4 separate regions of the Homo sapiens genome follow, and all the other regions are linked to region 1. The links are chromatin loops, found by intact Hi-C in ENCODE. Cell type or tissue: CD4-positive, alpha-beta T cell. All regions are shown on one strand. Each heading gives the region's core, and the rest is flanking DNA. Links, peaks and the distances in the headings are about the cores only. Region 1 has its middle 53 kb from the start of ANTXR2. Region 2 overlaps ANTXR2 (ANTXR cell adhesion molecule 2). Region 3 has its middle 18 kb from the start of PRDM8. Region 4 overlaps PRDM8-AS1 (PRDM8 antisense RNA 1).

What was found. Hi-C counts contacts between places; a loop is a spot of excess contacts. Peaks named below come from ENCODE experiments on the same cell type or tissue, not always from the same donor. Only the 100,000 strongest peaks of a DNase experiment are listed, where the experiment ranks them.
Region 2: a loop joins it to region 1, with 4 times the contacts of the local background. A loop is called at or near these places in 5 of 110 quality-filtered maps.
Region 3: it touches region 1 in a loop (12-fold over the local background); 15 of 110 quality-filtered maps call a loop at or near these places.
Region 4: a loop joins it to region 1, with 7 times the contacts of the local background. A loop is called at or near these places in 27 of 110 quality-filtered maps.

Annotation. Positions count from the first base shown.
Region 1 is chr4:80,121,933-80,129,934 of GRCh38, reverse strand. No RefSeq gene overlaps it. Among named protein-coding and RNA genes, the nearest start is that of ANTXR2, 53 kb to the right of the region's middle. RefSeq lists a cis regulatory region at 2,333-2,470. In CD4-positive, alpha-beta T cell, for the core only: CTCF peaks have their summits at 4,135 and 4,338 (motif pointing left); DNase peaks (open chromatin) are centred at 2,434, 3,944 and 4,294; H3K27ac peaks cover 2,820 bases.
Region 2 is chr4:80,056,051-80,064,052 of GRCh38, reverse strand. All of the region lies in intron 3 of ANTXR2 (ANTXR cell adhesion molecule 2), which reads left to right. It also overlaps the pseudogene LOC124900918. Among named protein-coding and RNA genes, the nearest start is that of ANTXR2, 13 kb to the left of the region's middle. In CD4-positive, alpha-beta T cell, for the core only: no CTCF peak of the experiment used is centred there; a DNase peak (open chromatin) is centred at 5,132; H3K4me3 peaks cover 703 bases; H3K27ac peaks cover 2,643 bases.
Region 3 is chr4:80,211,884-80,219,885 of GRCh38, reverse strand. No RefSeq gene overlaps it. Among named protein-coding and RNA genes, the nearest start is that of PRDM8, 18 kb to the right of the region's middle. In CD4-positive, alpha-beta T cell, for the core only: CTCF peaks have their summits at 4,054 and 4,253 (motif pointing right); a DNase peak (open chromatin) is centred at 4,255; H3K27me3 peaks cover 49 bases.
Region 4 is chr4:80,180,201-80,188,202 of GRCh38, reverse strand. PRDM8-AS1 (PRDM8 antisense RNA 1) reads left to right here. Exons shown (of 6, transcript NR_183912.1): 6 at 4,779-6,939. It also overlaps a transcript of PRDM8 not described here. Among named protein-coding and RNA genes, the nearest start is that of PRDM8-AS1, 13 kb to the left of the region's middle. RefSeq lists silencers at 2,854-3,148, 3,808-3,987, 3,998-4,047, 4,138-4,317, 4,468-4,517. In CD4-positive, alpha-beta T cell, for the core only: CTCF peaks have their summits at 3,776 and 3,975 (motif pointing left); DNase peaks (open chromatin) are centred at 2,662, 3,542, 3,932 and 5,852; H3K4me3 peaks cover 2,756 bases; H3K27ac peaks cover 2,088 bases.

The DNA.
Region 1 (8,002 bases), core at 2,070-7,069:
AGTAAGACTCCTAGAATTTAGATTATCCTTAAGGGGAGGAGAAAGAGGAAAAACATGAAACAGAGTTTTAAACCAAAACAGATTCAGATATATCTGAAAGGGACTGAGCCACCTTGAATTAGCAAAGTTAACTTTTCAATTAGAACAAACTTGAGAAATAAGTAAATAATTTATAGAAAAACAATAAAAAGTGCATTTTAGAAAATCTTACTTTCGTTGCCTGAGCTTCACACTTCTTCTAGGGAGAGAAGAAAAAAAAAACGTTAACACAGTTACTAGGCTTGAAAAAGGCTATCTTGCTATAAACATTCTTTCCTCAAGATTTTAGACGTTTTGTTCATAGGTCAGGAAATTTAGCCCTAAGATATTTCAAGAGGTTAATCTTAGAGAATAAGTCTTCTCAAGATCATTGAGAAGATTATAAGAGGTTATATGTGTGAAAAGTTAGTGGAAAGTACTACGTGTAAAACACCATTGTTTTCATTTTTTAATTGGCAAAGGCATGATTAGTGGCAAAAACAGGGTCTGTAAACTGTATTTCATTTCTTTTACTATAATATCATAAACATTGTCTTCCATTTCCTCGAGACCAATTTTCCTTTTCTGCTCCAACTACTATAAAATGATAGTATCAGATAACAGTGAAAAGGAAATAACTCAGGTTCATCAGTCTTCAGTTCACACAAAACAAGGCAATATTAGGTGTCTGAGTAGTTGTTAATAGCAGCTTGACTATGTGAGTGTCACTGGGCTGTGAATATTTTCTGAAGTTCATCATGTTGGCAGTTTAATGTGAGATATTTTATAGGGGAGGGGTGGGTAGGAGAATATGCAGAAGATCTAGCTCCTATTTCCTGTTGATTGTAATCACATTTGTCACTCACCTGCTTGAACTGCTAAAACCCTTTAGGAGCCTGATTGAAGAAGCCTCCTGTTAAGTGGAAAAAAGTCTCTCCTGCTTCTTAGCAAATCACAGTAAACATGTCAACACATTATGGGATGCAGTAAACTTTTGAATATATGAACATCTGATGAGAAGATCTTTTTGATCAGAGCTTTAATGTTGGTTCAATAGGCAGGACTAGTTATCCGTTTTGTTTACTTTCAGGTATCTGAGGCAGTTATACACACATGCTGGGATTTGGGGTCAGTTCCCTGCGAAATGTATGGAAACACATTTAACACATAGACTTTTGAGTCTTCTCTCCCCGCTGACCCTAGTATTTTAAAACAGGATGTCCTGGCTCTAGGAAAGTGCCTCGATATTCTAAAATAGATACATTAAATACAGTACAAAAATGCAGTTGAATTTTTCTTCTGGATGTTTGTAGCACATTTGTGCAAATTGTAAATAATTTGTTTTGCTGAATTTTCTTTAGCACATTCTTAGTGAGATAGTAATATTTAATATCACTGACAAATATATTGGGCATCTCTAGTAAAAGTTTTTCTAATTATTTGGAAATGTAGACATTCAGAAGTTGTCATAGCTATAAATACTGATAATTTAAGAAAACAATAATTGCTCTGATGACCTTAGTTATAAGAATAAATATTCCTACTAATAATAACCACTGCTACATTTATTGAGCACTTGTTATGTTCTAGACATTGTTCACAACATTTTCCATGCATTAGCTCATTAATCACAACAACCCTGAGGTAGGTACTACTATTATTCCCATTTTAAAGATAGGAAAACTGAGGTACTGAAACGTTAACTACCTTGCTCTGGGTTACATGGCTAGTGAGTATTAAAGCTGTAATGTGAACAGTTACTCTAACTCTAAAACCAGTACTCTTAATCACCAGGCTAATTATATTCTACTTTCTTCAGTTTTTATTTTTCATTTTCTGTTTTTTTCATCAGTCTCTCCAAATTCTCTTTCTTGCTCATCCTCTCTCTTTACCTGTACTATCACCATCCCCATTCATTTTGCGGGTATCCGTTGCTGTTCATCCTCCCCTTCTCATCCTCTCTTTCTTTCTCATCACACTACCTCTTCTGTCTAGAATTTCATCTTCCAAAGTCTTCTTCATGTAAAAAATATTTCACTAAACAAATACAAGTGTTTGTACCTGAGGTTTTAATTGGAGGCTTTGAAGAAAATAACAGGTTAGAATTGAGAGATTGTAGGTTCTAACATTAAGAGAAATGAGGGAGGAGACATTTTACCAACATTTGAGTTGAAGCTTCATCCAAAGGTATTTAAGGCATTGAGTTTCAATGGATATCCAATGTTCTGGCCCCTAATGTCTTTTCTCTTCACTGTTTGATTTCTCCAGGAGAATTAGGTGGCTGGTGTGGGGTGGGGGTAGGGGCAGGTAAGGAGAAGCAAAAATAAATACATAACAAGGCAGGATACAGAGGTGATTCACTAACTGTCAGGAAGTTTAAAGTGTGAACAAGACTGCCAGTAGGAAGTGAGTCACTAACAGGCAACCCAGGGGAAATCTCCCAAGAGAGAAGAGAAAAGTTAGTTGAAAGAGAGTTGACTGTTGGGAAAGTTATTAAAGTAAGGTCTTCAGTAGACACAGTAACTTGGAGGTTTGATGTATAACAGGGAGAGGCTATCTGATCCCTGATAGCTCCCTTGTTCATGCCGGAGTTTTTTTTTTTTTTTTTTTTTTTTTTTTTTTTTTTTTTAGTATTTATTTATTTATTATTTTTAGTAATTCTTTTCCTTCTTTTAAAATAAAAATAAGCTGTAAGAAATAAAGTTAATATTTATCCAGAAGTCTTATGCACTAGGTACTTTATATAAATCATTTTATCTTAAAAATAACTCTGTGAAGCAGACACAAATATTATCTGTATTTTCCAGATAGGAAAACTGAGAAGTTAAGTATCTTGCCCAAGAATACACAGGAAAGGATGTGGCAGATACAATATTAAACAAGACATCAGGCTCCAGAGTCTACCAGACCAACCACTTTGCAATATTGCCTCTCATTATTAATAAATGACTAATTTCTTAGTGAAGGCATGAGTAGATAAGGCTCTTTTTTCTCCTCATTTATAGAAAAACTCAGAGAAAGAATGAGACAGAGCGACTAGAAAGGAGGAGGAAGGAAGGTGAGAGAGAGTGACAATTGAACAAAAGAAAAGAGTGATGACACAAAAAATAACAATAGTCAATAACATTTTTATGTGTTTCTTCTGTTTCTGTGCCAGAAACTTTGTTAGGCAACTTGTATACATTACTTTATTAATCACTCCAAGCACTTCATATGTGGATGCTTTTATTTTACCTCCTTATATTTATGAAGATGTTGGCATGGAAAGTTAAGCAAATTGCCCAACATTATGTAGCTAATATATGACAGAGCTGGGCTTTGAACCCAGGCCCGGGGATCCTTTTCCTCAACCACATTACTGAGCAGACTGAAAAGAAACTCCTAATGATGACTGGGGTGAGGCTAGTCCTCTGTAAAGTTACCAAATTGATCATTGTTGGGGTCTTCAATTTTTTGTCCCCGTTTAATAATTATAGTCTAGATGATCTGAACCCCTCCTCCCTAAATTGTTATTGAGAACCACATGGTCAAGCTTAGATTAGGAGACAGTATGGAGAGCAGCTGTTAAAATTCCAGCAGTGGGGTCTTCAATTTTGTAATATTTGATAGCCTTAATGGCTGTTCTCCCCTCCTTTCTGCCCCATGAGTGGGTAGCAGAAATTCCTGAATGAGAACTGCAAGCTAAGAGTCAGGAGGACTGCTCAGCTGGAGGGTGGGCAATAAAACCCAGTATAACACAGCATGAAAATAGTTTTTGGGGAAAAGAGATGTTGGAAATATACAAGCTTCAAAGCCTAGAGAGAAGAAAATTCAGATTTTTTGGGGGGCAGGAAACAGTAGCTGATAGTAGATGTGGTTATGATGTCACCAGGACTTCACCCAAATTAGCTCTTCATGACTTTACCTAGTGCCGCAGATGAAAGGAAATTAGATTCTCAAAGACTCAGGAGGATTAGAAGCTGAAGGCACTATTTTATTCTAAGCTGGAGATAGAAACAAGATAGGTCAGACCACAAGGGTCTGAAACCAGACTTCACAGGCTAGACTAAGGCCTGTTAGTTGAAAAAGCAATACCCCTGGCAGGGAAAAGCAGAATTTTCCGAATCTTGTAGAGGCTTGGGTCATATGCAGTGGTTTGCATCTGTTGACCACTCAGGATCCCGGTTACAAATACCTTCAAGGCAAATTATCCTCAGATGTCAGCAACATTTATTCATTTGTTCATCAAACATTCATGTTCTTGTAACGTGCCAGCCATGGTGCTAGGTGCTGGGTATATAGTAGAAAATGAAATAAATGTAACCTCTGCTCTCATGAAGTTTGCCATCTGGTGGAGAAGCCAGCAATTGAACAGATAAATACACAAAAACAAGTTTCAAGTTATAGAGAAATGAAGGAAAAGTGAAAAGTGCTTTGAGGAGAAGAAAGGCAGGGACATTGTACTGGACACAGAGATGAGCTATGCAGATCTTCCTTCAAGAAAAGACTTTCTGAGAATTTTTGCCTCTATGGTTATCAGTGACAGTGACCTGTAAGTTTCTTTTTCTGTTGAGTCATTATCTGGCTTTGTTATCAGGGTAATGCTAGCTACATAGAATGAATTTATGAAAGTATTCCCTCCTCTTTAATTTTTTTGAGAGTTTGATTCATTATTCAAATGTTTGGTAGAGTTCAGCAGTAAGCCATCAGGTCCTCAGCTTTTCTTGGATGGGAGACTTATGGCTTTTATTCTACTACTCATTGCTGGCTTGTTGAGGTTTTCTCTTGCTTCATATTTCAATCTTGGTAGGTTTTATGTGTTTAGGAATTTATCCATTTCTTCTAGGTTTTCCAATTTGTTGGCATATAGTTAGTTGCTCACACTAGTCTTGAATTATTCTTTGTATGTCTGAGGTCTCAGTTGTTATCTCTCCTTTTTTGTTTGTGTTTTTATATATTTATTTGGATCTTCTCTCTTTTTCTTTGTGTAACTAAACATTTGTTGAATTTTTAATCTTTACAAAAAAACAACATTTTGTTTTGTTGATATTCTGTATTTTTTTTGTCTCAGTTTTACTTATTTCTACTCTGGTCCTCATTATTTCTTTCTTTCTACTAATTTTGGGTTTGGTTTGTTCTTGCTTTTCTAGTTCCTTGAGATGTGTTTTTAGGTTGTTTATTTCTCCTTTTATGATATAGGTGTTTATTGCTTTAAACTTCTCTCTTAATACTGCTTTTGCTGTGCCTCATAGATTTTGATATGTTGTATTTTCATTTTCATTTGTTTCATTCTTAATTTCTTCATTGATCCATTGATCAATGCAGAGCATGTTGTTTAATTTGTACATGTTTGTGCATTTTCCAAGGTTTCTCTTGTTATTAATTTCTAGTTTTATTCTATTGTGGTAGTAAAGATGCTTGATATGATTTCTATTATTTTGAATTTGTTCAGACTTGTCTTGTGGCTTAAGATATAGTCTACTGTGAAGAATGTTCCATGCACTAGTGGAAAGAATGTATTTTTTTCAGCAGTTGAGCAAAATATTATGTAAATATCACTTGGGTCTATTAGACCTATTGTGCAGTATAGTTCCACTGGTTCTTCGTTGATTTTCTGTCTGGATGATGTTCCCATTACTGACAGTGTGGTGTAAAAGTCCCTTACTATTTTTGTATTGCATTCTATCTTTCCCTTTAGATCTTTTAATACTTGCTGTATATACCTGGGAGCTCTGGTGTTGGGTGAATATATACTTATAATTGTTATAATTTCTCTTGCTGAATTGACCCCTTTATCATTATACAGTGACTTTCTTGTCTCTTTTTACATTCTTAGATTTGTAGTCTGTTTTATCTGATATAAACATAGCTATTCTTGATCGTTTTTGGTTTTCACTTGCATGGAATATATTTTCCTACCCCCTCACTTTCAATCTATGTGCATTTTTGTAGGTAAAGTGGGTTTCTTGAAGGCAGCATATAGTTGGGTCTTGATTTTTTTATATTCAGCCAATCTATGCATTTTACATGGAGATTTCAGACCATTTACATTCTATGTTATTGTTGATGAGTAAGGACTTACTATGGCCACTTTATTGCCTATTTTCTGGTTGTTTTCAGACTTTTCAGTCTTACTATATTGCTTTGTGTTGAAGTGGTTTATCTGGTAAGATGTTTTAATTTGTTGCTTATTTTTAATGTATCTATTACAAGTTTTTGTGCTGTGGTTATCATGAGGCTTATGAAAAACATCTTAAAGATATAGCAAGTTATTTTAAAGAGATATTTTGATCACAAATAAAGTAATAGAAACAAACAAAAGCACACACACACACACACACAAATACTAGCAAACTGAATTCAACAATGTATTAAAGGCTGGGTGCTGTGGCTCACGCCTGTAATCCCAGCACTTTGGGAGTCTGCGGCAGGTGGATCACAAGGTCAGGAGATTGAGACCATCCTAGCTAACATGGTGAAACCCCATCTCTACTAAAAATACAAAAAAGTAGCCAGGCATGGTGGCAGGCGCCTGTAATCCCAGATACTCAGGAGGCTGAGGCAGGAGAATGGTGTGAACCCAGGAGGCCGAGCTTGCAGCGAGCCAAGATTGCGCCACTGCACTCCAGCCTGGGCGACAGAGCAAGACTCCATCTCAAAAAAACAAAACAAAACAATGTATTAAAAAGGTTCTTTGCCATAATCAAGTTGGATTCATTCCTGGGATGCAAGAATAGGTCAACATATGCAAATCAATAAACACGATATATCACATTAAGAGAATCAATAACAAAAGCCATACAATTATTTCAATAAATGCCAAAAAAGCATTTGATAAAATTCAACATATCTTCATGGCAAAAAACCTCATCAGAATGGGAATAAAAGGAACATACCTCAAAATAATACAGGCCATATATGACCAGCCCACAGCTAACATTGTACTAAATGGGAAAGAGTTTAAGGCTTTCTACTAAAATCTGGAACAAGCTCAGGATGCCTACTTACACCACTTTTACTCAACACAGTACTGAAAGTTCTGGCAAGAGCAGTTAGGCAAAAGAAAGAAATAAAGGGCATCCAAATTGCAAAATAGTAAGTAAAATTAGCCTTGTTTCTATAACATGATTTTATATCTGGAAAAAACTAAAGACTTTATCAAAAAACTGTCATAACTTGTTAATAAATTCAGTAGTTTCTGGGTACAAAATCAGCACACAAAAATCAATAGCATTTATATATACCAACTAAGATACTTCATATAATTTCTATTTCAATTATCTATTTCTATTTCAAAAAAATCTGAAAAATTAATCAAGAAAGCAATTCCACTTACAATAGCTACAAATAATATAACAGACATTGAACTCAATCTAACCAAAGAATTAAAAGAGCTAAACAAGGAAAGCTATAAAACACTGATGAAAGAAATTGAAGAAGACACAGAAAAATGAAAAAATGTTCCATGTGCATGGGTTGGAAGAATTAATATTGTTAAGATGGCAGGAAAACACAAAGCAATCCCTATCAAAATACCAATGACATTCTTCACAGAAATAGAAAAAAAATCCTATAATTTATTTATTGGTTTATTTGATTTCCAAATTTTAAGTACGGGGTACATGTGCAAGATGTGCAGGTTTGTTACATAGGTAAATGTGCACCTTGGTGGTTTGCCGCACAGATCATCCCATCTCCTAGGTATCAAGCCCAGCATCCATTAGCTATTCTTGATGTCCTCCTTCCTCCCACACCCCACCCTCTGACAGGCCCCAGCGTGTGTTGTTCTTCTGCATGTGTCCATGTGTTCTCATCATTCAGCTCCCACTTATAAGTGATAACGTGGTATTTGGTTTTCTGTTTCTGTGTTAGCTTGCTGAGGGTAATAGCTTCCAGCTCCATCCATGTCCCTGCAAGAACACTATCTAGTTCCTTTTAATGGCTGCATAGTATTCCATGGTATATATGTACCACATTTGCTTTATCCAGTCTATCACTGATGGGC
Region 2 (8,002 bases), core at 3,003-8,002, 67 kb after region 1:
GGAACAATTGTTCTTTATATACAGTAAGTAACTTATTAATTGGTACATTCATTTTAGAGGAAGCTTGGTAGTATCTATAAAAGTCTAGAAGGTTCCTTTCAGTAAGTCTACTTTTTGGGACTATGTCCTACTGAAATACTAGCATTAGCATGGAAAGGTAGGTCTAAATACAAAATTGGATACTGCAACATTGTACATAATGGTGAAAAACTGTATTCAATCTAAATGCTTATCAATTGATGATACTATAATTAAATTAGAACATATACATTGGATGGAATACTATGCAGTTATTAAGAAATAGGAAAGTCTGTACATATTTACAAGAGAACATATAAGAGATATACTAAGTTTAAAAGCAAGTAGCAGACACTCTTAGTATGATTTTATTTTTATAAAATAAAAAGAAAACAAAATCCCTAACTGTTTATATGGTGAGGGGGGTGTATGTGATTGAAAATGCAAGAAAAGAAGTCTAGAGAACATACAACAAATTGTTAACAATGACACTGTCTTAGGCATGATATTGAAGGTGGAAAAAACCTTCACAATTTTAATTTATATATATATATGTGGTTTGATTTTATTTCAACAAGAATGTATTGTTTATAAAAAAAAATGCTGAAATTAATGTTACTATCTTGGAATCAAAATGGAATTCAGAGGTTGGAAACAAGAAGCATTCAGGAATAGAGCATATTCAACCATTACTATGGAGAGTCCTGAGGTTTTTTGTTAATGAAAGGACCAGAATTGGACCTTGGGTGGAATAGGCATAGGAGCTACATACTAGCTGTGTGACTTCTAACAAATTACTCACCCTCTTGCTGCCCAATTCCTGGGCCAGTTAATAAGAGTGAATTATTCCTACCATACAGCAATCTTGAGAAAAGTATAATGTGTGAGAAGGACTAACTAAGGTTCTACACATAAAGAGAACACAATGGGTATTTATAACTTTATCAATTCACTTTTATTTCTTTGCTTCTATCGCCTACCTGCAACTAACTACCTTTTAATTTTTTCTCATTTATAGTTTTTCATTTTTTTTCATTTTTCTTTTCTTGCTGTTGCTTTGATGATTGCATAGGAAGGAGGCCAAGGCTAACATGGGGTTTGGCAGTTATCAGTGGACACCATCCTTATTTTCATCATGATGTATCAGGATTCGAGCAGATGTTTAAAGAAATCAAAGGACTATGCTCAAAGTGACACAGCTAAGCAGCTAGAGCCAGGGTTCACACCCAGGCCTGATGCTGTGCATGAGCACTTCACCACCGCACTGTATTCACACTCTCTGGGTTCTCCTTCTCCAGTTTTCAATCAGTCAGAATTAGTCACAACTCAAAAACATCGTCATTCCCTAAATTTATTCTATTCTTAAAAACCAGTGAGGGGGTGAAAAGATGAGACAATAGTTGGGTTAGCTAAAAAAAATTCCATTAGGCAAGTATTTACTCCTGTTTTGAAAAGTCTGTTTTGGCCACACATTGTGCTAAACCTGAGGGGTCCAGGCAGGGCAGCAACTCAGATTTTAGTGATGGACATGTTAGCAGTCACTTTCGCTGAAGTCCCACATCTGTTTTATGAGCATGTTCTAGAAAATTAAGTACATTGTTACTCATGCCTGGGAGACAGACCTGGCACACGGAAGTGGTAAAATGCAGGGGTTGATTTTTCATGATTTAGTAAGGCAGTGAGTGGGAAAATGGAGTAAAAGTATGCAAAACGCAGCAGGCCTGAACTTCAGGTGTGAATTGAGTACCACATTTTGGTAGGTGCAGGCCAAATTGGAGAATATTTTTGACAAAATTCAGATTGTACAGGGTATTTTGTGAGCAGATATTTCTGGATCTATGACTGCTACCTTGGATTTGCTGGTCTGGACTCTGGACCACAGAAGCCTTGGCCTATGTTGGCATTAGAATGACATGTTAAATAAACAATAAGCATATTTTACATAGACTATAGTAAGATACAGCTAAAACCCATTAGTTCCCAAGATTTTAGAATGTATTAGCAATAGCAATGTGTGTCTTTAGAAAAAATCTTTCACTCATTTGAAACCTTTAAACAATTTTTAAATTGAGGAACTTGGTGAGAACAAATTACTTGTTAGAGGTTCATCCGTTAAGCAGTATGTAGGGCAGTAGTATATAGTAACACAGTTAAGTAGAGCAGGTATATATGAATGAACATATTTCTCTTCATACAGTTTTTTTCTATTTTTCTTACTCAGGTTAATTTTGTGGTTTATTAATGGAAGGAGACAATAAAAGTATCAAAGTTTACTGAGCAGTTACTATATATTACATATTTTACTAAATTCTTCATATGCAATAGCTCAGGTAAAGTACAATTCTAAGTGAATTCTAAGTGAATTATAAATCATTAGCAATTTTGTATAGTCATAAATAACATCTTGAGAACATTTTCGTTTCATATTCTACTCAATCTATTAAATTTTACCCTAAAAGAAACATTTCAGGATGCTGTGTAATTGGCTAATTATCATAAAATCCTTATGTATTGCTACATTTTGTTTTGGAATTACTGTTTATTTCAAGCAGATTAAGTCTGTGGCTAATAATCTATTGAGAGTAAAGAAAATAATTTACTTATGATATAAATACCTATAGTATTCCTGCAATTATATAAATTGGCATTTGACAACATGAGTGTGTGAGGCTTTTTGTTTTAGTGGTAGATTATTTCTTTGGTGGCTTCCAATGAAGCATAGAATACACACACACACACACACACACACAGAGGCACACACACACTTTTTACTTTTTAAAATCTGGGTCTAGGCCTACGATTTATTTACTTCAGTCAATAGAATGCAGCAGACATGAACATGAAACTGCCAGTTTGAGTTCCAGGCCTAAGATTTATTAAGGCATGGTAGTTTCCTCTATTGTTTTCTTGGAAACCATCTGTCATATGAAAACTTTGACTACTCTGAGACCACCATGCTAGGAAGAAGCCCAACCTAGCCATGTGGAGGAGAATCGAGACTCTGGTTAACAGTCTTAGCTGAACTCCTAGGCAACAGCCAGTATCAGCGCTGGCACCGACTTGCTAACCATGTGAAGGCATTCCGCTTCTAGCCATTCCAGTGGCTCAACTGGCAGCATGTGAAGCATGAGAACTGCTCATTCAATGCACAGTGCCATGAGAAACAATCAATTTTGCTGATAACCACTAATTTTGGGGTACACTAGACTCCCCTTATCTGAAGGAGATCTGTTCCAAGAACCCCAGTTGATGACTGAAACAACAGGTAGTGCCAAACCCTATATATACTATTTTTTTCTATACATACATACCTATGATAAAACTTAATTTATAATTTAGGCACAGTAAGAGATTAACAACCATAACTAATAACAAAATAGGACATTTATAATAATATACTGTAATGAATCCTTACAGTGGCCCCATGGGGGAGATATTTATATTCCTATTTTATAAATGAAGAAACAAGGTTGAGCTTGGAACTAATCTCTATTCTGTCTATAAGCTCATGCACATCTTCATCCATACCATCCCAGAAACTATTTATGGTTTAAGAGATTATCCTATTTACCCAAAACTCTCATACAGAAGCAATGACTGGCAAAATAGGTAATTCAAAACGCATTCCAATAACACAAGAAAGTTTTAAAATTAGGTTAGATCAGAGGTTCTTAATCCTGGCAGCGCATTAGAATACTCTGGGGAGTTTTCAAAGGCCAGTGATAACCCTGACCCAACACAAACATGTGAATTAGAATCTCTTCAAATAGAGTCCAGAAGAGCTTTTGAAAATCCCCTCAAATGATTCCAGTGTACAGCCAGGGTGGAGAACCACAGTGCATATATAGAGCTTTATGTGAGTGACCCCTGGACTGAGTGTGAGGAATTCTCACATCACTGTGTAGAATCACGGTGTTCACATACAACAGATGCTCAACAGATGAGTGTAGACTCATTGACTGAAATCCTGAAAGAGCTTTGAAATCTGGAAAGTTAAGACAATGTGCATTGGAAAGTTCAAGTACTGTACAGACACATCGTAGAAAGAAAAAGTAGGAGATACTGAAAATAAAATTATGCCTTCATTGTTAGTTGGTCAATTCAGGATTCCCTGCAGACTGTTTTATGACACCATGATTTCAGTCTATCTTTATTTTAGTTATAATGCCTTGCATACCTTCCACATCCAAAGTGTTTCAGAGAAAAGCTACTGATATGGCACAGTGCATGGCAGTTGTGGTGGCTATTTTCCCTTCCCTTCCTCACTCCTCTCCTCTTCTCCCCTCTCCTTCCCTTCCCTGCCCTTCTCAGCAAAGAAATTAGGGAGATACAAATAGAGCTGAAAGTGCTAATTTCATACATTAAAAAATTAGCCAAGCCTGGGCATAGTGGCTGAAGTCTGTAATTCCAGCACTTTGTAAAGTCAAGATGAGAGGCTTGCCTGAGGCCAGGAGTTCAAGACCATCCTGAGCAGTATAGTGAGACCACATCTCTATAGAAAATTTAAAAGTAGCCTGGTATAATGGTATATGCCTGTAGTCTCAGCTACTTGGGAGACTGAGGTGGGAGGGTTGCATGAGTCCAGGGGTTTGAAGTTGCAGTGAGCTATGATTGTGCCAGTGCACTCCAGCCTGGGTGACAGAGTGAAACTCTGTCTCCAATATATATGAAGCCTCTAAATGAAAGCGAGGAAAACACCATATATATATATATGGTGTTTGTGTGCCTCCTCTCTTTCTCTTTTTCCCTCCAGTTGATAATGGAATTTGGTCCCCCAATTCTCAATTAAAGAAAACCAGGGCTTTAATATAACATTTTGTTTGTTCAATTCCTGTCTCTTTCAAAAAAGTATTTGAGGCTGCATAGAAATTAATAGTGTTGCAGAAAATTAATAAAATATAAAAAGAAGAGTGCTAAAATTTTGGAAAAGGGGATGAAACACTATGATAACCACATGAACTTAACAGAATTTTGTGAATGAGTAAGAAATTTACTGTGGGCTTCCCCAGTAGTCAGGACAAGAAATAAGTTTGCATGGTTGTCAAGTGCAGAAAAGAGGAAGTACATAGCAACTACTTGGGGGTGACAAAGAAACTTCTGCTTTGAAATGTTATAGGGGACGATGCGTGTCATGACAGCAGCATCCTTGACAACTGCTTCACAACAAATACAAAGTAGTTTCAATATTGCTGTTCCCTGTAGTTGAAGACATAACTTGAAAGCCAAACTCAGTGAAGCTGATCTTCTAAGATGTTGAATTCAAGGAGTTGAACTTATCTTTATAACATAACCTTTCTTTCTTCTTGTTCTTAAAATTTTAGTCATTTTCGCTTTCATTTAGAGGCTTTTTTTTTTAACATTACAGTGGGGATGAATGATTTCTGTTTTTAACCTACCACATTATTTTGCTTTTTCACCGTTAACTGTTTACCAATTGAAAAACTTAATATTTATTTTCAGTTGCTTGGGATTCTTCAAGGGTCTGAGATCTGTCTGCCCTGTCTTGTTTTGGCCTTTGTTTCCCCTAAAGTGATACCTTGTTGATTGATAAGAGGCTGACAGACTTCAGGTAGTTACCCTGAAGGGAGTACAAGGCCAGGACTCACATGTGTTTTTCTTGGCTATGGAAAAGGAGCACTTTCCTCTTAGGATCATGCAGCTGCAAAAGTAATGATGGGATTGAGTGGAGCTTGGAATCTTATGGTGCAGGTATAGGTACAGATAGAAAAACCGCAAACTGCTGTCTCTCTTCCAGTGTAATAAGCTAGCAGATACCTGACTGTACAAAAAAAAACCTTGAATCCACGTTTGGGAAGTTCCTTTAGCTTAAAGTCTTGTGCTGGTGTTGTCTGGGACTCAGCAGCAATGGTGAGCTGATTTGAACTGAATGGAGAAGGCTGTCTTATGCAAAATCTGTTTGTGTAAACTTGCATTTCACTTGTTGGCAGCAAACACTAATGCTCAAAGACACACTGCCACTCATTTCTGAAAAGCACCAAATATTTGACTTTTATCTGCATTCAGACACAATCAGTTTCAAGTTGTTTCTGTAGCTATCAAACGTAAATATTTTAGATACAACAAGCTTATGAATTACATAACTTATGCTATCATCCTTGGAATTATAATTTTTTTATGATATATTGAAAAATTTATTGAACACTTACTTTGCAAATGACATTATAATAAGTACAGAGCAGGGGAATACAGCATAAATAAAAGACATGGTAATAGCCTAATGTAAACTTTCAGTGTAGTTGAAAAGTGAATATTTAAATTAAATTAGTTAAATTATTAGAAAGTTGAATGTTTTTAGGAGAGAACTTTTTTTTATTATGGTAAAACATGAATATGAGTATGACTAGAAAGCTTGGGGTGACTCAGAATAAGAGTGTAATGAACTTAAAGAATGGTTCAGAATAGGTAGACTTTAAACCAAATATTTAAAAAGACAATTAGCAAGAGTTAATAGAGATGAGTGAACCAGGAAAGAGAAGGATTAGGGTCATACCTTGAACATTGTCTTCTGTTACCTGGAAACTTTATGAGATGGAAAACTTGCCTGATAATATTTTTTATTGCGATATAAAAATACAATCAAGAAGTTACTTTTAAAACGTATATAAGGCTCTGGTGAATGGATTATTTATTTCAATTATTTGAAACACAATATTGCAGCATGACAAAATGTTTTGAAATTATTTTTGACATATTTTATAACCGCATGTGATATAAACGTATACACACATGTACCTATATAAATGTTGTGTATGGCCCCAGTAAGTTCCTTGATGTTAAGATGATACTTCTTACAATTAATCTCCTTCATCTATCATCCTCAGTAGGAGTGAGTACTCTTCATGTGTTATTTACAATTTTCTAATTCAGTTTATCATTTCAAGAATTTTACATTTAAAAAGGCACTTCTTATCACTTCTCAGCCTTTTGGTTAAGATCAAGTGTAGTATCCATTCTCACCAGTTTAAAAAGGCATTTTTTTTGCTTCTATTGAAAAAGTCTGAAAACAATATCTTAAGATATCTTCTTATCTTTTAAATTTATTATAAAACAAGTTTTGAATTTAATTTGGATAATTTTGCCACATTATTTTACTTATCTTTTAAGATAATTGGTTTTATTTATTTTCGAGAGGTTTCAAATCTATATTTTAAAAACTCTAAAAATTGGGACTTCCCTTAACTGATACACATAAAATAGCTCTTAATAATATTGTAGTCATACCCCATTTAGACAAATTCAGTTGGGATAGTGAATTAGTCATGATGAAAGAAATTATTCTATAGTTTTTAATTGCTTTCATTCATAGTGTCTCTTCCAAGGATTCATTACCTTCTAATTCATCCATCTATCCATACATTCATCCATCTATCTATCCATCCACCTATTTTTTCATTCATTCATGAAATATGTATTAAGTACCTACTATGTTCAAGGGAATGTGCAAGGGAATGTCTGGATGGGTGAGAAGGTGTCATAAAAGTGAATAAATCATGAGACTTACGACTCTGGGAGACAGTAAGAAAAAATGTTAATTTCTGTAAATAAGGGCTAAATAATGTGCTTTAGCAATTCGCAGATAACAAGGAAAATTTCCCACTTTTAGAGAGATGGAGTGAGTGTTTCAGAAATGCTTTGTCATTGAAGATGAGCTACTCAATTTTTGTATTTTTGTGGATAAGGGAAGGTATATTTTACTCCTTTTAGGAAAACGAGTGATTGAAGATATCTGTTCTCAGCTCAGAAGGCCTAGAATATGCAAAGATTTTTCAAGACATTGTTAGCACATCAATGTCTATTTTTGGTAGTTAAAATACAGAAGTTATTAAATACTTACTAAAATTACAAAAAGTATATGAAGTTATCTGCCTTCAAAGCCCATGTTCTTTCCTCTGCTTCCTACTGAAGAAAGCTTAGTTACAATACTGCCATGTTTTTTAAGAAGTGTTTATTGTTACCTTTGCTC
Region 3 (8,002 bases), core at 1,942-6,941, 90 kb before region 1:
GCCAGCTTATCAGGACCTCCCATGCTGCTCACTCCAAGCATGAGTGAGCAAACAGGTCTGGCTGTGTGCCCTAAAGGCCAGCATTCCTGGGCTCCACCAGACCACCAGGGAAGGGAACTCCTGAGTGCTGAGATTCCAAACGAGTCTGGGGGAATGGGTTTTTACTCAAGATGTTTGGGGAAAATAAGGACTCTATTCTGAGGAGTAGAGGAGCCCATGGTTCACATCCCAAGTTGATTTGTCTTAGTTAATTTTCCACCTACCAGTTTCATGAAAATGAACAAGCTGTATCCCAGGACATCTCCTTTCATAGTTTCCCAACATCTTCTTTACTGCACAGAAAGAACACAGGAAACACCTCTCTTTTTATTCACAAAACAAACAAAAGGGTTTATAGCCCTAAAGTTTAGAAACCGCAAGGCAATGGAAGATTCACAAAGACCTACAGAGGAGGATTATGAAAATAATATATTCAATATATCTAGTGCCTATCAGCCTATCATTTGACTTGGACTTCCATATTTTATCTCTAATCTTTACCACAACCATATATAGTTGTCAATATTCCAGTTTACCGGGAAGAAAACTGAGATTCAGATAAGTAAGGCGACTTGTCAACAGCACTCATTCCAACAGAGCACAACCACTGAATGGTACAGGGAGTGCCACGGTCTTTCTGACTCCACTGTACCTGTTTTTGTTCTACTTCCCAAGACAGTCTAGAGGGGCAAAGAAGGGCAGTGGTCACTCCTTAAGCCATCAGGACTCTCAATATCTGAATAATCATTTTTATTAGCTGCCTAACCAATAATTCTGAACTCCGACTTAGCAAGTTCTGTCCCACCAATGTATTATACTAAAAAGAAAACAAAACAAACAAAACAAAAACTGCCACTTGTGACTTTTCTCAGTCTACCTAGAAGTCAAATACATCCACTCAAATACACAAAGATATTAAAGATATCAAATATAATTCCCAAATGAAGAATCTGCTTTTAATGTAGATATAGAAAGCTTTCAGGTGGCTTGTGTAGGTTGTCAATTAATATACTTTTAGAATGCAGCAAAAAGAAGACAAAGAATTGCTATGCTTTGGGATATTGAAAAAGAAACAAAAGGCTTTGAATCTCTGAGGCATTTTTTTGACTTTAGAACACTAGAATATCCTCGGCTGCTTGCCAAATAAATGTTTGGTTGAATATAAATAAGCTTATTATCATGCATGTTTATAAGTGCATACAATACAATTGAGGGTTAATAAAACATTTTATACCTAAGCATACTGATATTTTACCAGGAAAAAAAAAAGCATTTTAGTATGCCTATGTTTCTTAGACATTTTTCATCTTAACACTTTCCAAATTCTGAGTACCAGCAGCATTTCCAAAGTACTTCATTACACTACAGCTTCTTACTATTATAAGCCACAGAAAATACATGAAATTTAACATGTATAACTTCAGAAATCTCTTCTCATTTACCATGGCAAAGATCCTTTAACTTTCTAAATTCACCTTCCCTGAAATGTGTATCAAATGAATGTGCATTTGAGTAATAAAATGAAAAAAAAAATAATAAAGTCAGAACAAAGTTACCTTTTAAAGTATCCATTCCACAGGTCTCCACTTAGAATGCCTTCTTTAACTGGAATGGAATATTTTAATTATAGGTTATGCTATGGTTTGAATGTTCCCTTCAAAACTCATGTTGAGACTCAGTCTTCAATGTGGCAGTACTGAGAGGCGGTGACTGACTCATGAGGGTTCTGCCTTCATGAATTGATTTATCTATTCATGGATTAATGGATTAGCGGGTTATCATGATAGGGAAACTGGTGGCTTATAAGAAAAGAAAGAGAGACCCGAGCAAGGACATCAACATGCTCAGTCCCCTCACCATGTGACGCCCCACCAAAGAGAGTCTCCACCAGCAAGAAGCTCTCACCAGATGTGCCTCATCCACCTCGGATTTCCCGGCCTCAACAACTGTAAGAAATAAGTTCCGTTTCTTTACCAATTACCTAGTTTCAGGTACTGTGGTATAAGCAACAGTAAAGAGACCAACACAGATTACTAGGTAGGGCATCATCTCATCATTATGCTTGTTATTTGGTACTGCTACCAATACAATTTAAGGAAATAATGCTATCTTAAAGAGAATGATAATGGTAATCAGTTGACATATGTATCTGTTCAAGGAACAGATATATTAAATTATGTTGAAATTTAAGACATAGGTCAATCTAAGAGGGTTTTGAAACCTACAGAAATTGTTTCTCTAATGACATGTGTGATTACTTTCAATTTGTTCTAGTCACATCCAACTGTTGTTTCAAATTATATATATATAAAATATATATAAATATATATTTAAAAGAGGTACTGCATTATTTTATATATATTTAAAAGAGGTACTGCATGTTTATATACATTTATATATATATATATATATATATATATATAAATGTATATAAATTGCTGAAGCTACCTACCTGAATAATTTGAAGACAATATATAAAAGGCTGGTGCCACGGATAATGAAAGTGATGTGAGGCAGCTACACAAGCTGACAGGAGAAAGAGTATTTCACATTATAAATGGAAACTTTTACTTCTCAAACTAGTTGAATCTGATGACCATATAATTTGTATAGAAAATGCAGTTGAGAGAAGCAGTTAAAATATTCTAACAAGGCGGGTAGTTTCCAGCTTCACATTTGGGACTTCATTCCAAATTTATTTTTCCAAACTTTATTCAGAATAAATGTAAACTGAAAAATTAACCTTTTTTTGTCTTTTTCGTTTTCTTTTCTTTTTGTGTGTGTGTGTGGTGATAGGATAGAAGGAAAAAGTGAGAAAAGTTACTAGAAATATTATAATTAGCCTCCCTGTGTGTCTTATCTCTGGACAAAGCCTCAAACAGAAGTTTGATATCAATTTTTTTCTAAGTACTCTATTTTATTAATGATCATGTATTATAATATGCAGTTTCTCACAACTAATTATTTAAAAGTTGAGTGCTGATAGCAAACTTCCTCTCGGTAGTATTTCAAGACACCTACTAATTTACCATGCTTCCTTATTTTTATTAGACTTATTGACATTTTCACATTAAGTTCATTCTGTTTGAAAGGGAAGTCTTTTGGTGACACTTCTAAATACTGTACAGAAGGAAATTGTATCCAACAATTGGAGCAAGAACAATTTGATAACTTAAGCTCCTTGCGTTATACCATCTGAAATAAAATCTTTTCAGAGGTCCTGCACATCATATGGTTAACTAATTAAGGATTGTGACATTCTTGGGACATACCAAGGGCAACTAAAAGGGAAGTATCTTTAAACTCCCCTTTCCTTTCCTGGCCTATAGAAAGAAAGGCTCTTATAGAATTACCAGTAGTTAATATCATCCTGTGTATTTGTTAAAGGTCAACAAGAGTAAATCAGTTAATAACAACTTCCTAAAAGTTTAGGACAGGAAACAATAAACGATGTTATACTCAAATAAAAGTTGCAAGGATAATTTAGCTGGATAGAGTGTAATTGCTGAAGTTAAAATTAGCCAGGTCACCTTACTCTCATGGAAAAAAAAACTCTGGAAACCTGGCAACCAAATAAATAGATAGGAAGTTCCTTCCCATTAATAAACTTCTTTTAGTTCTATGCTGAAATGTTATTTCAAGGACACACACCAAATAATTCACCAATACTACTTTCTAAACCAAGTTTGGTCACTCACCTAACTATTACAGAGACCTAAAACATAATAAATATAAGTGTATATTATAACTACTTAATCTAATTATATTAGAATTGAAAATATTTTATAAATTACATAGTGTAACCCCATTGTTTTAAATGAGGAAACAGGTCCAGAGAAGTGACTTACCAATGTTTGGTCAGCTATGTTTACATTGGCTGTTTACCATACTACTGACATTCTGTGGGTGGTAAATATTTTTCAGAATTACCTGTAAGTGTTTTTAGCATTCTAGCTCAATGTTTTTGAGAAAGACTATGTTCAACTTTATTGCTCAATATATATAGCAGCAGCGTATACCTTTAAGTGATTGCTAAATATATAACTCAAAAGTTAAAAGTGATTTAGCAGCTAAACAGGAAAGACATCTTTTAAATAACAAAGCATAATTACACACTATCAAAAACCATTTAAAAACATTGCTTGTACTAACCATTCTGTGGTTTAAAACTTGAATTACAAGAAGATGATTCCGCCTGTCTTCCACTAGGTGGCAATATATCTTTTTCTTTAATAGTTTGTTCTTTCCCGGGCTCTGATTTTAAATGGATCTCTAGTATTTTTACTTTGAATAGATACGATGAAAGTTAAGATTGAGGAAACCTTAAGGAAGACACTTAAGAAATTGGGATATACGAGGGGAATAGACAGGGTGGTTTTATAAAAACCTGGCATCAAAACTAAAATAACAGATTCTGCTTCATATATGTTCATAATTAAAATTTACATTATATCTTACCAGATAACGTTAAACATTTGGTAGTTGTTTGTTGATTTAATTGAAATTGGGTTTGCTATTCATTATTGGTAGTGAAAAGCACTGAAATTATTTCTAGTCCTGCTCTTTCTTAATCCTTTTATTTAAAACATCATCCTCAAGGTTAGATCATGATATTTTAAAAGGCATTACTTATTTCCATAACCTGTTTTCAATCATGACTTTGGGGGAAAAAACTACAAAATCACTTATTTTTGTATAGTTAAGCCTTTAATTTAGTGTATTTATGTCGATACTTAGAGATATGTTGTTTCTGAACTAATTAGACGAACATTATTTTCTTCAAAGTAAGATAGGTTTCAGTGAACTATTTGACTAGTGTATTAGTTTCTCAGGGCTGCCATAACAAAATACCACATATTGGGTGACTTAAACAACAGAAATTCATTTCCTCACAATTCCGGAGGCTAGAAGGCCAAGAACAAAGTGTTGACAGGTTTGGTTTCTTCCGTGGTCTCTCTCCTTGGCTTGCAAATGGTCACCTTCTTACTGTATCCTCACATAGTCGCCCCTCTGTCTGTGTTATCTGTGTCCTAATCTACCCTTCATATAAGGACATCAGCCCTATTGGATTAGGACCCAACCAATAACTTAATTTTAAAGGCCCTAAATCCAAATACAGTCACATTCCAAGGTGTTGGGCGTTAAGACCTCAACATATGAACTTGGGTGAGGGGAGGGGCATAATTCAGCTCATAATAACTAGCAAGTCTGCATACACAGCATACTCCACATTTATAACCGACGTATTGTGATATAGAACCAAGAATGCTAGGTTGGAAGTTGTAATTCAAAAGCTGAGAAAAGTTCTTATAGATTATTTAATCCACTGATTCTTGACCCTTGATGCACAAAGATTTTTTTGAGGCACTAGCAATGCCCTGACAAAATACCCAGATATTATGATGAATTAATTTGGAGAGGGACCAGTCACTAGTATATTTTTAATACTTTCTAAATGTTTCTAATAGGACCACAATGAATAATCATTGATTTAGACAAATATTTCCCAGACGTGGTTAGAGAATCATCCAGAGGGTTTATTAAAATGCAAATCACAGGCCAGGTGCAGTGTGGCTCTTTCCTGTAATTCCCAGAACTTCTGGAGGCCAAGGCCGGAAGATTGCTTGAAACCAGGAGTTCAAGACCAGCCTAGGTAACAAAGCAAGACCCCATCTATACAAATTTAAAATAAAATTATCCAGGCACAGTGACATGCACTTGTAGTCCCAGCTACTCGGGAGGCTGAGACAGAGGACTGCCTGAGCCCAGGAGTTGGAGGCTGCAGTGAGCTATGATCACACCATTGCCCTCTAGCCCAGGTGACAGAGTGAGTCCCTATTAAAAAAAAAAAAAAATCAGTATCCTAGCCACTGCTGCCCTCATTCTGAATCTCCAGAAATTAGAGCCAAGCCTATTTACCACTCTCCCTAGTAATTATTACAAATTCTGAAGTCTGAGAATCTCTGATCTCATCTAACTCTCTCATTTACAGATGAGAAGACTGGAGTTTAGAGAAGTTAGTTCATTCAAGGTTACACAGCTGGAGAATGGTGGAGGCAGAATGAGAATAAATGTTTAATCTGACTTCTAATCTAATTTCTTAGCAGGATTCTTTGTGCTTATAAGCAACTGTGTGGACTTTAGACTTTATTTAGCAACTGTGTAGCCGTGGCCCCAGAATTAGAGGGCACCTACTCTTTCTTTCAGGCATGTGCTGACACATCTAGAAGGCAGGATCATCACAGCTATGTTTATATAAGGGTTGCATTCCAAGAGCCCTTATTGTGTTTGGAAATAATAAGCAACATCAGAACTGATGGGTGATTGTGAATACTGCATTATACCTGGTGCTCCTTTGGCCCCACCTCCTCAGACTCAGGCCTGAGTCCTAGGTGAATGGACACTGCAGTAGAAAGTTAAGTGACGTGAAGTGAATGGAAGAGTCTGTTTCCCTAGTACCAAAAGTTTCTGCAGCAAGAGTCAGTGGCGTCTGAATCACTTGAGGCCTAGAGTCACTCACCATCAGAAAGTGGCAGCCTCCGTGCAGTCATCAGCTGGCAGAGAAGCAGCAGTAGTTGACTAGCAGGCTGGAGTTGAGAGCAAAATGTTAGCTCAAGAGTTTTCAATTCTGCTGTTATTATTCATTTGAAAAACATAGCTTCAGACAGCTCTTGGGAGCTTGATGTCAGAGCCTGAATTGGTGAGGTTCGTGAACACACACATACAAATAAGTTGTGAAACAATTTTAGAAAATGAATGTGTAAAAATCCAAAAAATTCCCAGCACTTTGGGAGGCTAAGGCAGGTGGATAAGCTGAGGTCAGGAGTTCAAGACCAGCCTGGCCAACACGGTGAAACCCCGTCTCTACTAAAAATACAAAAAATTAGCCCAGCGTTTTGGCGGGCGCCTGTAATTCCAGCTACTTGGGAGGCTGAGGCAGGAGAATCGCTTGAACCCGGGAGGTGGAGGTTGCAGTAAGCTGAGTTTGCACCATTGCACTCCAGCCTGGGCAACAAGAGTGAACCTCCATCCCAAAAAAAAAAAAAAATCCAAAAAATAAAAAGCAAATTCCTCAGAGGGTGATGGTAGATGCACACTATATTTTCCATAAAGATTTAGCTTAAACATTTTCTTGAATAGGTACTTGCTCATGCAATTACATTTTTCTTGTTCTTACTAATGACCCTAACTTGAGTGGGCAAGGAGGAGTAAAATGTGAAAATCAATCTGAAACAAAGATAGAACATAAATGAAGTTTTTTTAAAAGTCTGTATTTACAACAACATAATTCAATTTACTGTCCATATTTCTGGAACATAGCTATTTTCTAGACTGATGTACTCCTACATTTTAATTTAAGTCATCATAGGGCTAGTTCTAACCTCTCTTCGGTGTTTCAAAAGTGAGGATCAAGAGCCACCTACTCTAAAATCATCTGGTGCTGGTTGCTGAAAATGCAAGATTCTAGGTCCCACATAAGATTCATCAAATCTCTGAGGGTGCCTATGGGAAACTGCATTTTTAACAGCTACCTTGGTGATTTAGAAAGGTCTCTCCCTGTGTGATCTAACTCTACAGTGTCCTATGGATAGTATTACTTTTTCTTTCCTTGTGAGCTCTTATTATCTATGGTTTATAATAAAATTTTCTGAGGATGGAAGGATTGGGGGAAATTATCTTCTTTTTGAGCCTTTTCTTATGGAGTCAATAACATGGGGAAGTCATTGCCAGAGGTCCCCTCTTTTTAGCATCCTTATCTGATTTTCTATTTGGCCATGTGCCTGGGTCTTCGAGCAGGCTGCTGTAAAGAGCCAGTATGACAGGCACTCAGAAATTGTACATTAAACTTTAAATTTCTTCTCCTGAAATGTATTCAAAGGAAAGCCCCCATCCCAGAGAAGAGAGTAACTTGTGAATATATATATATATATATATATATATATATATATATATCTGAAATATA
Region 4 (8,002 bases), core at 1,004-6,003, 59 kb before region 1:
TCTCAGCTCTCTCCTCCCAATTTTTTTCCTCTTTGGAGAGAAACAAGATGCAAAGATGCATGTCAGTGTGTGGGGTGGTAGTGACTGGAGAGTTGGAAGGAAGTAGCTTGTGGTAGAAAGTTAGGTGACCCTTGTGGAAGCTGAATGCGGGTCCTCCTGGCCTTTTGTCTTTAGTGTTTAGGTACAAGGTAAAAGGATTGAAAAGGCAGAGAAAAGGGACTTGGAACATGGAAGACACTCAACAAATGTTTCTTGAACAGAAAATGACATTTCAAAAATCAGGGAGACAAAGAGTCTGTCTGAAATGGGAATGGAGACCCAGAGCTGGGATTGACTGCCATCTCTTGGTGCCAGGTTGCCAGTAGGCATTTGGGGCTCTATAGGAGCATTTCTGAGTGACTTTATGTTACAGATCTCAGGAAGGGGGGTGACATTACTCTAGAAGAACAGACTCCGAGGACAGGAGGAGCAGGAGGTTGCATCCCCCTGCATATAGAGAAGGGGCATAACCCAACAACAGACGCGGAGCAAACCTGACTCAAGAGAAGTTACAAGTAAAACTCAGGTGAAGAGAAGAAAAGAGAAATGATATGGACTATCTTGGGGTGAATTAGGCCTCCAGTATAGGGTTGGACTCTGTATATCCCCCAAACCTTGGAAATTCAATTTGGAGCCCCAAACCCTAAATTCACAGACATCCCCTAATTATCTCCATAGCTCAGACCCTTTCAAAGTAGAGAAGCATACCTGCATTACCAAATGCCCCATCATTTCCCCCTCTCCTTCAATACCAGTATCATCCTCTGACTTCAAATGGGAGCTCTTAGCATTCTTTTCTGTTCTTCATAGATAATAAAATAATGGACAATAATATTTTACCCATCAACTAAGAGGACATTCAAGAAAACGTGGCCTGAAACAGCATTCAAGATGATATTCTTCTGCTTCCCCCCGCCCCAGGGCAGAGAATGCTGATACAGCAACAACCTGGGGTATTTCGTAAACTTCTGGCTCTTAGTCCACTACCCTGACTAAAAGGTGCTGTTAGCAAAAAGGAGAATAAAATAAAACCAATTCCTCAGTGTTCTACCCTGGGGGCAAAGGAGACATTGGTGAGAAGGAGCCACAACTTGGAAAAAGATTTATTTTTCCTGGCCATAAATCTCATCCCTTGTTCCTCTGCCCAACGAAGCATGATAAAGTCCTTTTCCATAAAGTATTCAGTATTAGAGCCACAAAGCTCCCCCAATCAGTAGCCATCTGCTTCTACCATAACTGCTGCTCCCGAAGCAGGGAAAGCAGCACAGAGAAAGGGCACCACTGTTAGGCTGCTGGACAAATGAGGAGCCTGAATAGCTTTGGTTTTCCTTGTGTATCTGTATCTATAGAGACAGCAGAAGAAAGGCCGCATTATATTGATACAACAATTGTAAAACAAAACACGGAAGAGGCATCTAAAGGGCAATATCGCATGCATCAGGGGTCCCCAGATAAAAGGGGCACTAACAGATTTATAGAAACTTTTAATTGGTTTTCAATTGAAAGCTAAAGAGGCCAGGGTGTAGCTGTGAAGAGTGGCAAAGTGCTCTCCTTCAGCCCTCTGGAGGCGTGATCGATTTCATGAAGGGAGAAAAGAGGAGACCCTACCCGCCCAGAGCTGCTGCTTCTTTGAGGGCAGGGAGCAACTCCACATTAGCAACTTTCCTCTTTGGCCAGGGAGTTAACTGATCTGATCTTGACAATCAATCTCTCTCTCTCTCTCTCTCTCTCTCCACCCTGCCTTCTCTCTCTCCCTTCTCTTCCTTCCTCCCTTATTTCCTCCCTTCTTTCTTCCCTCTTTCAGACCAGTAGGTAAGTGGAAAGAGGAAGGAAAGGCTGCAAAAGTAAATCTAACATTCCAGTTCTGGAAAAAAAAAGGCTCCTAATAAGGCCCAGACTTTAAACCTGTTTACCCGCTAGTAGGGAGGCCTCTGAAAGTAACAGGAGTCTGACTCTTATCCTACCCCATCCTTCCTCTTCTCCATTTCTATAACAACCCAGTCTTTCCTTTTCTATACCAAACGGGAAAAGCTAAGCGTCACAGGAGTCTCTCCACCTAGTGCAGTGAGAAGTTTTCCCTTGTGGCCACCGGGTTTATTTCAGAGTGGATCTCTCCATTCAGCCAGTACCGCGCGCCTTTTCCTTAACGCCTTCCTGAGAAGCCAGCTGCAGCGACGGTGGCCCCCGCCAGCTTCGGTGGACAGCGCCCACCCATGCAGCAGCCTCGGACGTCCGTCCGTCTGTTCCTAAAGCTAATTTATTGGCCCGACCCTCCATTACCATTTTCGGCTTCCTAATTAATCAACGATAAAAGGCAATGACGCAAATTACGATTATGAGGGAACTGGAAGACGGTTTTGAATAAAATGGGAGAAGGGAAATATGATTAATTGAACGACATGATAGTGAAATCTCAAGTGCGAGAAAAAGGCCCCAAGGGATCAAACTCTGAACTCATCCGTATTGCAGGTGCGCCCCTCCTGTTGTCCTAGTGCCCTCGCAAGGGGACAGCCCCTAAATTCAGTCACATGGGTCCTAAGCCTTCGGAAGAGACCGAACTGGGTTCCCACTCCAGCTCCCAACCACACTCTGTGCATGAGGCCCTTCCTCCAATCCTACCCCTTCCTCCAATCCCCATCACTCACTTTGCCGCCGCCCCTGACGATTTTCCGGGCTCCTTGCCGGTGAGTCTGCTCCACTTCAGGACCGCATTTTTATTGAAGTGCACCCTATTATTTCGCTAATGAGTTGCGGGTCTCCTCAGTTTCCCTTCTGTCCTTGCACATTCCTCTAGCGAGGCTTTTTGTGAAATTGTAGGAAAACAAGTCTAGTAGGTCAGAGATCGCATTTGCTCGTGTAAGGGATTAATAAAGCTCTTGTCTGATGCTGCTTTTTAGAATTACGTTCGGGATTAAAAGACAGACTCAACACAGGCACACATTTTGCATCCGCTGGTGGTTGTGATTAATTTTTCCGAGGGGATTTGGGCCGGGAGCTTACGGAACGTGCTCTCTGGGTCTAAAACCCAACGACCTCGGCGCACGGGCGAGCGGAGGGTCTGGGGGCACTGTGGGTACGCGCCAGAACACTGGGGGATTAGAGAGGACATCGGACGGGCGCGGAGTTGCCAGCCACTGCGGCCTTTCAATGTCCCTTCCCTCCCTTTCCCCACCCCCAGCGCAACTGCTTCTGAAAAAAAACGGTGAAGACTGTCCGGGGAGGCTGTCTTTAGGGTTTTGGAGAGAAGTGGGGGGCGGGGGAGAGAGAAAGAGAGATACTTTTGACTGTCATGACTTTTCGAGGGGAGAAAGGGGCTCAGTACAAAGCCACTGAACTTTAAGCATCCGTCTAGCAAGGGAAATCCCCAGCTCTGCATTCCAGGGAAGCGCTGCCCCAAGTGCATAACTCACCCCCCAATCAAACAGTCGCCGTGCCCCGTCCCCCGAAAAGAATGACTTCAACCTCTGAGAGCTGCCATTCTCAGGGCTGCTTTCGCGAGCACCCAGGGAGGCACCTATGGAGAGGAGCCAGAGCCAGAACCTGAGCGTGAAACACATCCATCCCCTCCACACTACCTTCCGGCGGGCGACAAACCCTCCCCCCGCCAGTGATCAGAAAAGAAAAGGAAAAGTACCGGGGTGCAAGCGGGGAGGGAGGGGGAAGTAAGAAAACAAGCGCAGAGAGAAAGAGAGAGGAAGAGAGGACGAGGGAGGGGGGAGAGAGAGAGAGAAGCAAAAAGGAAACGAGAGAGGAGTACAGTTAGAACTGAGAAAAATGGGGAAGGGGTGGTCGCGGTGGGCGGTGGGCATTACCGCTTTCCAGCGGAAGGGGGCATCTTTGCGGCAGAGGCAGCGTTCCCCGGGGCGGGGGCGGGACGCCGGGGCAGAGCCAGCCCTGTAGCCCCGGCCCCGGGGTGCTGGCGCCCTCTTCTGGCTGCTGTGCGGCCGCTCCCTGCTTCTCGCGGGTGCTCTGGTCCAGAAACTGTTCCGCCCTCCGCGCCCAGGATGAAGGGGCAGAGGGGAGGAAGGTCAAGAAAGAGAGAGGGTTGGGTACCGGAACGCTCAGGCTCCTCCTTCCCCGCCCTTCGCCTGCCCCGCGGCTTCCTTACCTGGGGACTGTGGGGCTCCTTCCCCGGGAGCGCAGCTACTGCGGGCCCCTCGGCGGCCGCTCTCCCACCCCAATCGGAGCCTGCCGAGGAGCCCGTCCGCCTCGCGAAATGGCCCCGGTCTCTGCTGCAGCAGCTGGGAGGGAGGGAGCGACCGCCGGCTGCTGCCGGGCGGCGTCTGGGGGCCGCGAGCCGAGCGCAAGGAGAAGCCATCTGGAGCCTCGGCAGCGGGCGGGGGTGGGGGTACAAGAGAAGGGGCCAGGCTGCTCGGCCCCAGGCGGGCGCGGGGCAGGGCTCTGGCGTGGGAGTGGCGCCCAGTCGCCCCAAGTACTGCGTGTGTGTCGCGGGAGGGGTGGTGTGGGGAGGTGTGTGAGGGTCATGGCCCCTGGGGAGGAGGAGCGGAGGCCTGCCGTTCTCAAGTCCCGCCGATTACAGGGCAGCCCGGTACCCGCAGGTTTAGCAAAAGAGAGGGGATCCTCCTGGCAACCACCAGCCCCCCTCCAGCCATTCTCCCTCCGGGGATGGAGAGCTGGGCGAGGACAACCCAAGCACTCCTACACGCTCACACACCCGCTGTCCGTCAGAAGTGGTTTGCTCATTTTCCTCTCTTCCCACCTTGTCCATCCCACTCCAGGAAACATTGCTCCCCAAACGGCACGGATTTCTGGACGCCTCCACCTTAAGACAGCTACTTCAGCCAGAACGTGGGACAGGCACTAACGGGATATCACCCTTGGGGATAAACACGCTCCAGTTTCCTGTGGACGGTGGAAGAGGAAAGAACAGGAGAAGCTGCCAAAGGGATGGGGTGTAGGAAGCTCATCCTTGCACGTTTAGACTAGGGAAGAAGAGAATATTAGGGATGGGGGAGGGGGGAGGATGGGAAGTGTAGTTTTTCCCCTTCCTTCCTTTCATTTCAGATCCCATTTAGTGCTTTTATTTCTTTAATTTTGAAAACTATTTCCCTTTCCTGAATCTGGATGCGGGCAGGGAGCGAACTCAAGGAAATGATGAGCATGGATGAGAGCCAGGGGACAGGAGATATGTCCTGGGAACTCAAACTCTGCTGCTTCGCCACTGTCTCCGAGATGCCCTGAGCCTTAGCCCAATGTAAAGGGAGCTGATTGGGTGTATGGGCAGTGGCGGGTGGTCTGAGTAAGAAATAAAATGAGGGCAAGCCAGATCTACTCCCATCCCAAAGCATTAAAAGACACACCTCCCCACCCCTCAGCTGTCTTGTGTCCGGCAGAATGGCATTATGTAAAAGATCTGGCATGTCACCCAGTGGCACATCTGGTAGGTGTAGATGGCATTCATTAGCACGGGGCTTCTACTCTGCAGCATGCCAAAGCTCTGACAGAGATGCCCGCTGCCAATCATTCATTGGCTGCCAATCCCCAAGCGCGGCCGGGCGGGATGGCTTCCTTCCACCCTGGCATCAGGAGTGGAGGAAACAATGTGTTGAGATAGAAGAGATGAAAGTGGAGCTGAGGATGCGAGGCACCCAACAGATGTATCCCATGAGGAGATAACGGTGCTAAAAGTCATTTAGCAAGAAAGCATATGCAGGATCTCAGGAGGGAGGCTTGGGCAGGGGGTCTGCTTGCCTAGGGCTGAGCTGAAGGAAAAGCAGGGGAGCCCTTTCAGAAACCTGAAAGTTGAGGTTGCTTCTCTAAAAACACACAAAGACCAAAACCTCAACCCCCTAAGTGTAGGATTTCCCCCTCTCTTTGGTTTGTCACTTGTATCTCTTTTTATCTAGCAACCTAACTACCTCTGTAAAGGTCAACCTTTGTCATGTTTTTTTCTGAGGACCGAGATGAAGAGCACCTTCCTGTTTTAAATTTTGCATAATTCTCATAGACTAGTAATTTGGGGGCTAAGGGGAGGAAGACTGTCAGGCTATCTTCAGTGCATCGTAAAAGGCAAAGGTCTTATTTCCATTATTAGCTTTTCAGAGGGGATAAAGATGAACAAAGGAAAGCAAGGAAATTATTAAAATGGCAAAGGAAGATTAAACACAAAATCCAGGATAGAGGTTGCCTTTGAGGTTGTTCTTTTTCTTAGGCTGGGTGGCAATTAACAAAGTGTTCAGCGTAGTTTTTCTTTATGCCATATACATATTTTACATTCTTTTTATCCATTCACAACTTAATAAAGCAACAACAAAACTCAGGGCTTTGAAAGTTTGTGGAACTTGGTGTTTAAGTTGACTCTAACTTAAGCTCTTTAGTTTATATATATAATATATATTTGTGTGTATTATCTATACAATTATACTCTTTTTAGTATATGTTATAAAATATTTGGGACATATACTATAAATTTATTCATATTTTATCTAAAACTGAAACTTTAGTTGGCCATTACATATATTTATTTGCTAAATCTAGCAACCTTGGGTATGTTGGCTCATGGTCACAATATAGCTGCTGTAATTCCAAGCATCAAACCATCGTTTTAAACATGAAGAAAGGAACAGGGGCAAAAAGCTGTGGTTGTTTGCTTAATCAATGAAAAGAATACTTTCACTTTCATTAGGCAGACCTGGATCTCCTGGCCACATATACATGCAAAAGAGTTTGGGAAAATTAGCCTTTAAAGTATAAAAAGATAGCGATAAAGGACTGGGGATGGTTGTTGGGTTGCAATCAAAGGTGTCTGACAAAGAAACCGAAGATCAAAGAAGAGTTAATGTTAACATCAAACAAGAGTATAGCTTATCAAGTTTTTTCATTGTTTTAAATAAAAGTTTTCTGTTTTCATTATTGTGATTAAAGGGATACTGTTCTTGAGTTTAGCAGTTTCTTTGTGAATTTTATCAAATATTTCAAAATAAGGGCTTGGTCTTAATGTGTTCAGAAGACAGCTAATGTAAAATTTATCTTATATTTAGATGAAATTAGTATTTGCATTAGTAGTATAATTAGAATGTACTTACAAATTTAAGTGAAACAAAGAAAATGATGTTACAAGGACTGGGATTTGAATTCCCATTCTGCGACTCATTGGGTGTGTGACTTTGGGTATTTTATTTATCTAAGTAATATTTCCCCATTTATAAAATGGGTTAATGTTGATGCCTTGGAGGGTTATCATGAAGTTTAGAGATCATGATACGCATAGAAGGTTTTGAAATGTGGCAATTCTCAGAGACCCAAAAGGAAACAGAAATTCAGCCCAAATGAATCATATTAAGAGATGAGTAGTCTCCCTGTATCTGTGGTTCTGCTTTCTGCAGTTGGAAAATAGGTGAGTACGGTATAAGATATTCTGAGAGAGGGAGAAAGGAAGACCATATTTACATAAATTTTATTACAGTATGTGATGGTTAATACTGAGTGTCAACTTGATTGGATTGAAGGATAAAAAGTATTGATCCTGGGTGTGTCTGTGAGGGTGTTGTCAAAAGAAATTAACATTTGAGTCAGTGGGCTGGGGAAGGCAGATCCACCCTTAATCTGATGGGCGCGATCTAATCAGCTGCCAGCAAATATAAAGCAGGCAGAAAAATGTGAAAAGGAGAGACTAGCTGAGCCTCCAAGCCTACATCTTTCTTCTGTGCTGGATACTTCCTGCCCTTGAACATCAGACTCCAAATTCTTCGGTGTTGGGACTTGGATTGGGCTCTCCTTGCTCCTCAGCTTGCAGACAGCCTATTGTGGGACATGTGATTGTGTAAGTCAATACTTAATAAACCCCTATATATATATATATGAGGCAAGGAGTTTACTGACTCTGTACATAATACCTTTGACCATATGTGGAGAACCAAGGAACACAATGAAGCTGGTTGCTTGCTCCTAAGTTCAGTGGACAAAATGTGGAAAGAAAATGATGAACTCAGGGATTCTGTCT